2 separate regions of the Homo sapiens genome follow, and region 1 is linked to region 2. Evidence: read pairs that join two places in POLR2A ChIA-PET (ENCODE). Cell type or tissue: PC-9. All regions are shown on one strand. Links, peaks and the distances in the headings refer to the core of each region. The heading gives the core; the rest is flanking DNA.

Evidence for each region. ChIA-PET counts read pairs that join two places held together with the same protein. Peaks named below come from ENCODE experiments on the same cell type or tissue, not always from the same donor. Only the 100,000 strongest peaks of a DNase experiment are listed, where the experiment ranks them.
Region 1: POLR2A ChIA-PET joins it to region 2 with 10 read pairs; 1 of 35 experiments calls an interaction of 5 or more read pairs at or near these places.

The regions. Positions count from the first base shown.
Region 1 is chr17:42,253,037-42,258,015 of GRCh38, forward strand. The region is part of intron 1 of STAT5B (signal transducer and activator of transcription 5B); the gene reads right to left. Among named protein-coding and RNA genes, the nearest start is that of STAT5B, 21 kb to the right of the region's middle. In PC-9, for the core only: no CTCF peak of the experiment used is centred there; DNase peaks (open chromatin) are centred at 765 and 2,215; H3K27ac peaks cover 3,258 bases.
Region 2 is chr17:41,514,083-41,519,061 of GRCh38, forward strand. KRT15 (keratin 15) reads right to left here and starts at 4,808. Exons shown (of 8, transcript NM_002275.4): 1 at 4,248-4,808; 2 at 3,001-3,083; 3 at 2,726-2,882; 4 at 2,022-2,183; 5 at 1,803-1,928; 6 at 1,390-1,610; 7 at 567-592; 8 at 1-38. The coding sequence starts at 4,745. MIR6510 (microRNA 6510) reads right to left here and starts at 3,135; the gene lies at 3,082-3,135. RefSeq lists an enhancer at 2,559-3,443. In PC-9, for the core only: no CTCF peak of the experiment used is centred there; no DNase peak of the experiment used is centred there; H3K4me3 peaks cover 1,153 bases; H3K27ac peaks cover 653 bases.

The DNA.
Region 1 (4,979 bases), core at 336-4,335, 740 kb after region 2:
ATACCCAGAATGTAGATTAATGTTAGAAGGATGACTCAGGACTTATGGCATCAGTCTGATAGACGTTGAACCTTTCTTTCTTTCTTTCTTTCTTTCTTTCTTTTTTTCATCTCTGTGAGTTCTTCAACTACAGGACAGAATGCCAACTCAGGAAGATAATTCAGTAAACACAGCCACCTTTGACTACAGACTATTTTTTATCCAAGATGTATTTCCATGTAGCAAAGTAAATTTAGCAAATGAAAATATAGTCTTGACTTGCTATGGATGTCCCCTATCTCTGCCAAAAATGACAAGCTGCTTGCTCAAAAGCTGTCACTAATTAGCAGCTGCTGCTGTAAAGAAAACCAAAGTAAGTGCCAATAAAAGCATATTGAACTCAAAGAGGGCCCTATGACAAGAGATGGGAAATGCAAGAATCTATTTGTGACTAGTAAACTTACATAAATACTAGCAATCTAAATTTGGGAGATGTAGGGGCAGGGCAATAATGGCAATACATATCCATTCATATTTAAACAGGAAGGACTGAAAGAGTCTCCTAACATCCTGAAAGTCAGAAATACCAAGGTATTGGTGTTGCTGAATTCCATCACAACCATTTCCACCTTTCCAATAGGAGCCAGTCTTGGTTTTGGATGATGATGATTATTTTTAGAGACAGGGTCTTGTTCTGTGGCCCAGACTGGAGAGCAGTGGCATGAACACAACTCATTGCAGCCTGTGACTCCTGGCCTCAAGTCATCTTGCCACCTTTGCCTCCCAAAGTGCTGGGATTACAGGCGTGAGTCACCGCGCCTGGCCTGGTTTTGGATAATTTCTCATTGTCAATACTTCTGTCTCTGGCACTTTAACAACTGCATTTGTAGACATTGTAAAAATAAATTTTAAAAATAACTTTCATATTCTATGGGCTTCGGCCTAAACTCTGATGGTTCCGAATCTACCTGTTGACCCCTCATGTTATAGGTTGAAACTATGAAGTCAAGCAGAAGTGATCTGCCCAATGTAAATGAGCACAGATACAGTGGTAGAAAATCACTTTACTAGCCCTATTTCAAGAGGCTCTAAAGGAGTCCACAACATCCCAGCACTTTGGGATGCTGAGGCAGGAGGATCACTTGAGGCCAGGAGTTCAAGACCAGCCTGGGCAACACAGCAAGACCTCATCTCTACAAAATAAAAATTAAAAAATTAGCCAGGCGTGCTGGTATGTACCTGTAATCCTAGCTACTCAGAAGGCTGAGGTGGGAGGATGGCTTGAGCCCAGGAGTTTGAGGCTACAGTGAGCCATGACTGCACCACTGCACTCTGTCTCTTAAAAAATAATAATAATAAAGTAGTCTACAGCCCAAGATCCTGCTTTAAAGCTAAATTCCATAGATTACTTTTCAAATCATCCTTCGAAGCTGTCCTCTCTTTGTTCCTATCAGTCAGAACTCCCAGTATATTTCTCTTTTTCCTCAACAAGTTAGTTTCTGTCCTTAAAAAAAAAAAAATTAAGAATATTTCCCCTTCATTTTGGTTCTCTTACTCTCTTTTTCTCTCTCCCTCCAGGTGAACTGCTAGAGAGCTATGATTGTTTCATCTATATTTGGACCCCTAGGGTCAGGCTGTGTCTTCAGCAACTACTCAGAAAAATGAGAATGAAAAAGAAAGAAAAAAGGAAGAAAGAGAGAGAGGGAAGGACAAACTGGAAGGGAAGGGAAGGAAAAGTAGGGAGAAAGGAAGATGTAATGAGAATAGAAAATTTTTAAAAATGGAAAAAAAAAGAAGGTCGGTGCGGTGGCTCATGCCTGTAATCCCAACACTTTGGGAGGCCTAGGCAGGCGGATCACGAGGTCAGGAGATTGAGACCATCCTGGCCAACATGGTGAAACCCTGTCTCTACAAAAAATACAAAAATTAGCTGGGTGTGGTGGCATGCGCCTGTAGTCCCAGCTACTTGGGAGGCTGAGGCAGGAGAACCACTTGAACCCAGGAGGCAGAGGTTGCAGGGAGCCGAGATCGTGCCACTGCACTCCAGCCTGGCAATGGAGCGAGACTCCGTCTAAAAAAAAAAAAGTTTCTTAACTGTCGTTTCTTAATGACACGCAATCAGAACCTCCCCTGCAGCTGAGGTCCCCTGTGGAGAGTATGTCTCATTGTCTGTATAAACAATTACAACAATGTACCTGTAATTTTCCAGTTCATAATCAGGCTGTAAGAATGAGAACAATTTGTTTTATGAAACATGGAGAAAGACTAATCTTTGCTATTACTCTCAGTGCAGGTTTATCAGCAAGACTTGGAGTAGATAAGCCACAGGCATACAGATGAGGAATCACATTTTGAAAGCTTTAATAACTCCCTAGTGGTATGCAACAAGCTGCTGAATTAACTTGTCTTTGCATACTCATTGCACATGCATCACTGGCCAGGTCTAGGTACAAAGCAAAAACTAAACAATCAAAGGAAAGAAAAACTGTGAAGTCTCCAACCAAAAGAATTATGTTGCAAAAAAAGGAATAAACACAAAGGGGCAGATAGTGTATGATTCCACTGATATAAGATGCCTGGAGTAGTCAAACTCATAGAGACAGAAAGAATGAATGGCGGTTGTCAGAGCCTGCGGGGAGGGGCAAATGGAGAGTTTTATTCTCATTACTGTTTAATGAATACAGGATTTTAGTTTAGGATGAAAAAATTCTGGAGATGGACCAGGTGCTGACGGTCACACAACAATGTGAATGTGCTTAATGCCACGGAACTGTACTTTAAAACAGTGAAAATGGCCGGGCACAGCGGCTCGCGCCTGTAATCCCAGCACTTTGGGAGGCCGAGGGCGGTTCACCTAAGGTCAGGAGTTCCAGACCACCCTGGTTAACATGGTGAAACCCCACCTCTACTAAAAATACCAAAATTAGCCAGGCATGGTGGCGTGCACCTGTAATCCCAGCTACTCAGGAGGCTGAGGCAGGAGAATTGCTTGAATCCAGGAGGTGAAGGTTGCAATGAGCTAACCTCCAGCCTGGGTGACACAGAGAAACTCCATCTCAAAATAAAAGGTTAAAAATGGTAAATTTTATGATATATATACGTAACTCCACAATCTTTAAAATGGGGTTAAAAAACCAGTTTTTGCCTAATAAACTCACATTTTTTCTATCTTTAATGCTGAAATCCAAAGGAAACAAAGAGATATTTGCTGTCTCCTCTCTCTTCTCCCCCATCCCCCCAACTTTTTTTGAGACAGCGTCTCACTCTGTGGCCCAGGCTGGTCTCTAACTCATGGGCTCAAGTGACCCTCCTGGCTCAGCCTCCCATAGTACTGGGATTATAGGCATGAGCCACTGCACCCAGCCCCCTCTCTTTTCTTTCTTCCACAGTAAAAGGCACACTTTCAGTCCTTCTGAGGGTTGAAGTTCTCTGGATACACCTGCTGTATTGAGATTAAAGGGGAATACAATAGTCTTTCCTTATCTGAGATTTTGTTTTCTATGGTTTCTGTTACCCACAGTACAGCATAGTAAGATACAGTATTTTAAGATAGACTACATTCGGCCAGGCACAGTGGCTCACGCCTGTAATCCCAGCATTTTGGGAGGCTGAGGCGAGCAGGTCACGAGGTTAGGAGATCGAGACCATCCTGGCTAACATGGTGAAACCCCGTCTCTACTAAACAAAATACAAAAAATTAGCCGGGTGTGGTGGCAGATGCCTGTAGTCCCAGCTACTGGGGAGGCTGAGGCAGGAGAATGGCATGAACCCAGGAAGCAGAGCGTGCAGTGAACGGAGATTGCGCCACTGCACTCCAGCCTGGGTGACAGAGCGAGACTCTGTCTCAAAAAAAAAAAAAAAAAAAAAAAAAAAGACTACATACTTGTTCTATTTTATTATCATTGTTCTTAATCTCTTACTGTGCCTAATTTATAAATTGAACTTTATCATAATTATATATGCATAGGAAAAAACAATATATATATGTAGGGTTCAGTATTACCTGAGGTTTCAGGCATCCCTTGGGATAAGGCAGGACTACTATACTTATTTAACAGATACTTATTGAGTAACTATTACATGTTGGGCTCTGTTCTAGGTACTAAGAATGTGGCAGTGAACAAAACAGACATGCTTTATGTAACTTAGATTCTGGTATGTAATATTAAATACTTTAAAGTTTAAATAAATAATTGTGCCCCTGCTACACTTTCTAGTTTTTGTTTTTATTCTTCTTCTCTTTATTTCTGTTGGGAGAAAACAGATACCACCTGACAATTGAATCTTACAGGTCAATGACAAAGTCTGTGTGTTCAAACCAGTATCTGGGAAGAAGTTTTAAAAGCACCTCCACAACATCAAACAGGGGGATTACTGGCTTTTGTGAAGTCTTGGTGATGCAAAAGCAATTTCTGATAAAACCAGAACATCTGTTCATCCCTGCTGAAAGCCTATCATCTTTATGGAGCTATTGTATGTGCAAAACAAATCGGGTCCAATCAAGGATTCCACAGTTAAGATCATTTCAGTGTGGCATTATTCCAGCTTTGGTCCAGGACATACAGTTTTATTTACAGGATAACTTTCATGATTGCCACAATCAAATCAAATCCTTTGTCTTTCAAAGGTGATTTGCAGATTCAATCTTCACAAAGCACTAAAAATATAGAGCATGGAGTTAAAAATTCACAATGGGACCACACACAAATAGCAGTACAGGGTGGTAGATAGCTAGCCAATGTTTACTTTCTTCTTTTTCCCATAGAATAAAATATAGGTCAAATTCTACTAAAACAACAAATACCACCACAGTGAAAACCTAGGTATAACAAAAATATTTTGAAACACTTAAAAATGTCCATGTGTTTCTTAATCCAACACAATATACTTTTATAGAATCAATATAATGAATTTTATGAGAGTGCTGAATCCTAACCACTAGACAACCAGGGAATTATAATGAATTTTAAATCAAAAGAATGACTCCTTAGAGCATAACA
Region 2 (4,979 bases), core at 645-4,644:
GTGGAAATTGCTGCTGCTACCACCACCTCCTGAAGAGGCTAGAGAGAGAAGGAGTAGGCTTTAGAGTGGGGGAACCTCCCCGCTCTGCCACGGTGGCCAGGACCTTGGCGGGGCTCTGGGAAAACTAGACAGCACCCCTGAGAATGGCCACTGGCCAATCCCTCAAGAGCTGCCAGAGATCTGGTGTTGAATTCCTCATCACAGAGATGGGCAGTGGCAATGGCAGGTATGCCCGGCAGGGAGCAACAATGTCAGGGTTTTTCAAGCTGCACATGAAGGGGGATGAATTGTGGGCATCTTAGCGGAAGTGTATGAAGATGGGGCCTGGGGGAGAGACATGCCCTGAATGAAGCCTACTCAACCTGGAAGTTTCTCAATAAATCACCAGCTGCAATCTCACCTGGGGCTGACAGAAGTTCCCACTGGGGAAGAGGCATCTAATGAATGGGAATGTTCCCACCTAATGGGATGTTTGGGCTCTTTCTCCTTCCTCCCTATTCCGAAGGGGGTGGTGGCTTCAACATCTCCCCTCCCCACCCCACACCAGAAGAGTAAAGCCTTCCTACCTTCCCTGATGGCAATGCCAGCCATCCTGAAAGAAAGAGGGAAGCTGATTTAAGCAAAGGGCACAAGCTCAAGTGTCCGTAAGGGAAGCTCATGTAGATAGCTATGCAGTGTTCTTCAGACCCTACACCACCACCACCCACACATCTGACTCCTCTAGGGGTGGGACATCCTGCTAGCCCATCCAGGCCTGCTATCCCCAAGTAGACAGATTTTGTTTTGTTTTGTTTTGTTTTTTGAGACGGAATCTCACTCTGTCGCCCAGGCTGGAGTGCAGTGGCACGATCTCAGCCCACTGAAACCTCCGCCTCCCGGGTTCAAGTGATTCTTGTGCCTCAGCCTCCCGAGTAGCTGGGATTACAGGCACCCGCCACCACGCCCAGCTAATTTTTGTATTTTTAGTAGAGACGGGGTTTCACCATATTGGCCATGCTGGTCTCGAACTCCTGACCTCAAGTGATCCACCCGCCTTGGACTCCCAAAGTGCTGGGATTACAGGCATGAGCCACTGAGCTGGTCAAGATTCTGAACTACAAGAATACCCATCTATCTCATGCAGAGAATGGAATGAGCACTAGATCTTAACTACCACTAGCCCAGCCTCTATCATTTACAGAAGAAACACGGATCCAGAGAGAGGAAGTGACCTGTCCCAGGTAACAGCCAAGGACCAGAGTGAGGAGTCCAGATCCTCCCTCCTTGCTCAGTTCTCTTTTCACAGTCCCTCAAGGCTGCTTAGGGACACCCTGCCATTCCCTTAGGATGACCCTGCACCCTAGCCACAAGCAGCCCTCATCACTCCTTCCCCTGTGCCCAGGCGCCTACTTGGCATCCTGGCCCTCGAGCAGGCTGCGGTAAGTAGCGATCTCCTGCTCCAGCCGTGTCTTTATGTCAAGCAGCATCTTGTACTCCTGGTTCTGAGCCTCCATCTCGCATCGGAGCTCACTCAGCTGGGCCTCCAGGCCACCAATGAGCCCCTGGATCTGCTGCAGCTGCGTGGCATAGCGGCACTCTGTCTCGGCCAGTGAGTTCTCCAGCCCAGCTTTCTGGGGGAGTGACAGATGCATAGACACATCAGGCTAGAAAGGAAGCCACTGAGGGCAAGCAGGGAGGGGGCACTGAATGGAGTTCAGGGAACCACCTCTTGAGGGGGCTTGAGAACTCCAAGGCTTAAATAGCCAGGAAGAGTGGGAGCTTCTACCACCCGAGAGGCTGGGATGGGGCGCGAGTGGCCGTACCATGCTGAGCTGGGACTGCAGCTCGATCTCCAGCTCCTGCATCGTGCGTCTCAGGTCTGTGATCTCCGTCTTGCTGGTCTGGATCATTTCTGTGTTGGAGGCCACCTCTTTGTTCAGCTCCTCAGTCTGTAGGTCATGCACAACAGAAGTGAGCCCCGGGGCCTCCTCGGAGACTCAGGGACCTGGGGCAGGAAGGGCAGGGCAGGATATAAGGCCCACCTTGCTGAAGAACCAGGCCTCGACATCCCGGCGGTTCTTCTCCGCCATGGCCTCGTACTGCTCCCTCATCTCTGCCAGCACACGGGTCAGGTCCACACCCGGTGCTGCGTCCATCTCCACATTGACCTGGCCGGCCAGCTGGCTGCTGAACTCCTTCATCTCCTGCAGGATGGGAGGGACCCACTTAGAGACGGAGAGCAGAAGAGAGACCTGAGAGTCTGGCGTCACACATGCCAATCCTGGCTCTGCCCGTAACACACCCCAACCGCTGTTCCCCATTGCACATGAAGAGGTTTGGTCACATGGACCCCTCAGCTCTAAGGAGTTCTCTGCTGCTCTAGGTCCTACCAAGGGAGGACCCCGAGACTGTAGGGCCCTGATGTGAGCTCACAAAGCCAATCAGGAAGTCAACCATTCATACGGGCCACCTGGGCTGGCTGTGGGCCTGGGCTACCAGACACTGCCCCTTCCTCTCCATGAGGACACCTGGTTTTGTGGGGTAGGTGTGTTTCTGAACCACTAAGCCCCAGGCCAACTATGAGGAAGTACCAACAGCCCCACTCTGCCTCCCACTGACTTAATCTCGTGAAAATCTGGGAGGGCTTCCTGGAGCCACTGTCTTTCCCTCTGGGCAATTTAAGTGAGTTTTGGGAAGAGGTTCCCCACCTCTCTCGGGTTCAGGGGTGATGGGGGCCAGCTCTCACCTCTTCGTGGTTCTTCTTCAGGTAGGCTAGCTCCTCATTCAGGCCCTCGATCTGCATCTCCAGGTCAGTCCTGGCCAGGGTCAGCTCATCCAGGACTCGGCGCAAGCCGTTGATGTCAGCCTCAACGCCCTGGCGCAGGGCCAGCTCATTCTCATACCTGAGGAGAGGGAGGCCAAAGAAGGAAGTGGGAGGGGTCTTGGCTGCCTGAGTCAGAGCCAGGAGAAGGCCAAGTAAAGTGGGCAATGCAGGAAGAGGAGAGAGACGGGGGAGCGCACTTGAGCCTGAAGTCGTCCGCAGCCAGCCTGGCATTGTCGATCTCCAGGATGACCCGGGAGTTGTCGATGGTGGTGGCCATGATCTGCAGGAGACAGAGTCGGTGTCTAGAGGACTCCTCTCTCTCCCCTGCTGCTCTCTGCTCTGCACCCAAGGCCAGCCCCTCATTGAAAATCACCCCTCACTGACAATCACCCCTCTGACACCACCAACAAAAATCTGTACGGCTTCTGGGGTGGGCAAAGTCCAGCCTCACTTTCAGTGTCCATTTCTTGTTTTGTCCCATCCAGCCTCCTTGAGACACCTGAGGAGCTGCCTTCCTTATCTCCAGGGCACGAAAGACCAAGGAGGCAGTATTGCCTGTGGGAATTGGTTGCCCAGGAGAGTGGGGCAGTGGGGTGCAGCCAGCTCTGACAATAGCTCTCTCAGAGACACTCCACCAGCCCCACTGTGGACAACTCATGGTCACTGCCTCCTGCACACCTTGGACACAGCCATGGATCTACAGAACATTCCAGCCAGTAGCAACCTGGAGGGCAGTTAAGAAGGCATTTTACGAATGAGGAACCCAGTCTTAGGGAGTAAAATGGTGAGTGAGTGGGTGGCAGAATGTGTAATGAGTTCCCAGGTCTCCTAAGACCCAACAGTACTTTTGGCACAAAAGACCTCTTTATAGGAAAAGACAAGAGGTTCTAGCATCTGGAACTCATGAGGCCACACTCCAATCCCATTCTTGCAAAAGAGGTAAAGGAATACTTTATGCAGAAGCCTGCAGGGTGCATGAGGTAGGGAGGGCGAGTTGCTCTTTTTTTTTAATTATTTTTATTTAATTAGATACAGGTTCCACTCTGTCACCTAGGCCGGAGTGCAGTGGCACAGTCATAGCTCACTGCAGCCTCTAAATCCTGGACACGAGCAATCCTATCACCTTGGCCCCCCAAAGCACTGGGATTACAGGTGTGAGCTACTGCCTCTGGCTCTTTATAATTGCCCCCACCTGTGCCCCTGTTGGTCCTAACCAGATTCCCAAGACCCCTCTCTCCCTCCCCCAGCACCACCAAGTTGAGAAGATGTGCACTGGCCTCTGCACCTGGACAGCAGGTGCATTCCAAATTTGCTGAGATTACATACCAGACAGTCATTGCCTGGGCAGGAAAGGATTTCCTTGAGTCAGCAGTAACACTGACATTAGAGCTGTGTACAGGGTACCAGCCACCTGCTCCCCTCTCTTTGACATCCGAGGACTCACCTTGTCCCGGAGCTCTTCAATGGTCTTGAAGTATTGGCTGTAGTCGCATTCTGGGCTGGTTGGGGTCTGCTTCTGGTACCAGTCATGGATCTTCACCTCCAGGTCAGCATTGGCCTCCTCCAGGGCACGTACCTTGTCCAGGTAGGAGGCCAGGCGGTCATTGAGGTTCTGCATGGTAATTTTCTCATTGCCAGAGAGGAGACCACCATCGCCACCACCAAAGCCACCACCAAAACCCCCACCAACGCCCCCTCCAAAGCCTCCACCGAAAACACTACCAGCCCCTCCACCAAAGCCACAGACCCTCATGCCACCCCCATATCCTCCTCCTGACCCTGAAGAGACAAACCTAGCAGAAGAAGCTGAGATACTTCGGCTTCCACCTCCCCCAGAGAGACTCCCCCCACCAAAGCCACCTCCCCCAGCCAGGAGGGAACCCCCTCGGGTTGAGCCACCCCCAAAGGTGGAGGAAGAAGTTTGCAGAAATGTGGTGGTCATGGCCAGGTAGCTGGAGCCCGTGAGTTCTCAGCAAACCCAAGAGATGCTGGCAGGAGGTACCAGGCCAGGCTGCACGCTGGGGCTCCTTATATACCCTTCAGAGGGTGTTGTGGGACCTCGTCTCCTCCCCTAAAGCAAAGCCAACTCCTTCTGCCTTCCTGACAAACACAGCTGCCTGCACACCTTGAGTGGGTCATGTGAAGTTTTTCTCTTCTATTTTTTTTTAATGCAACA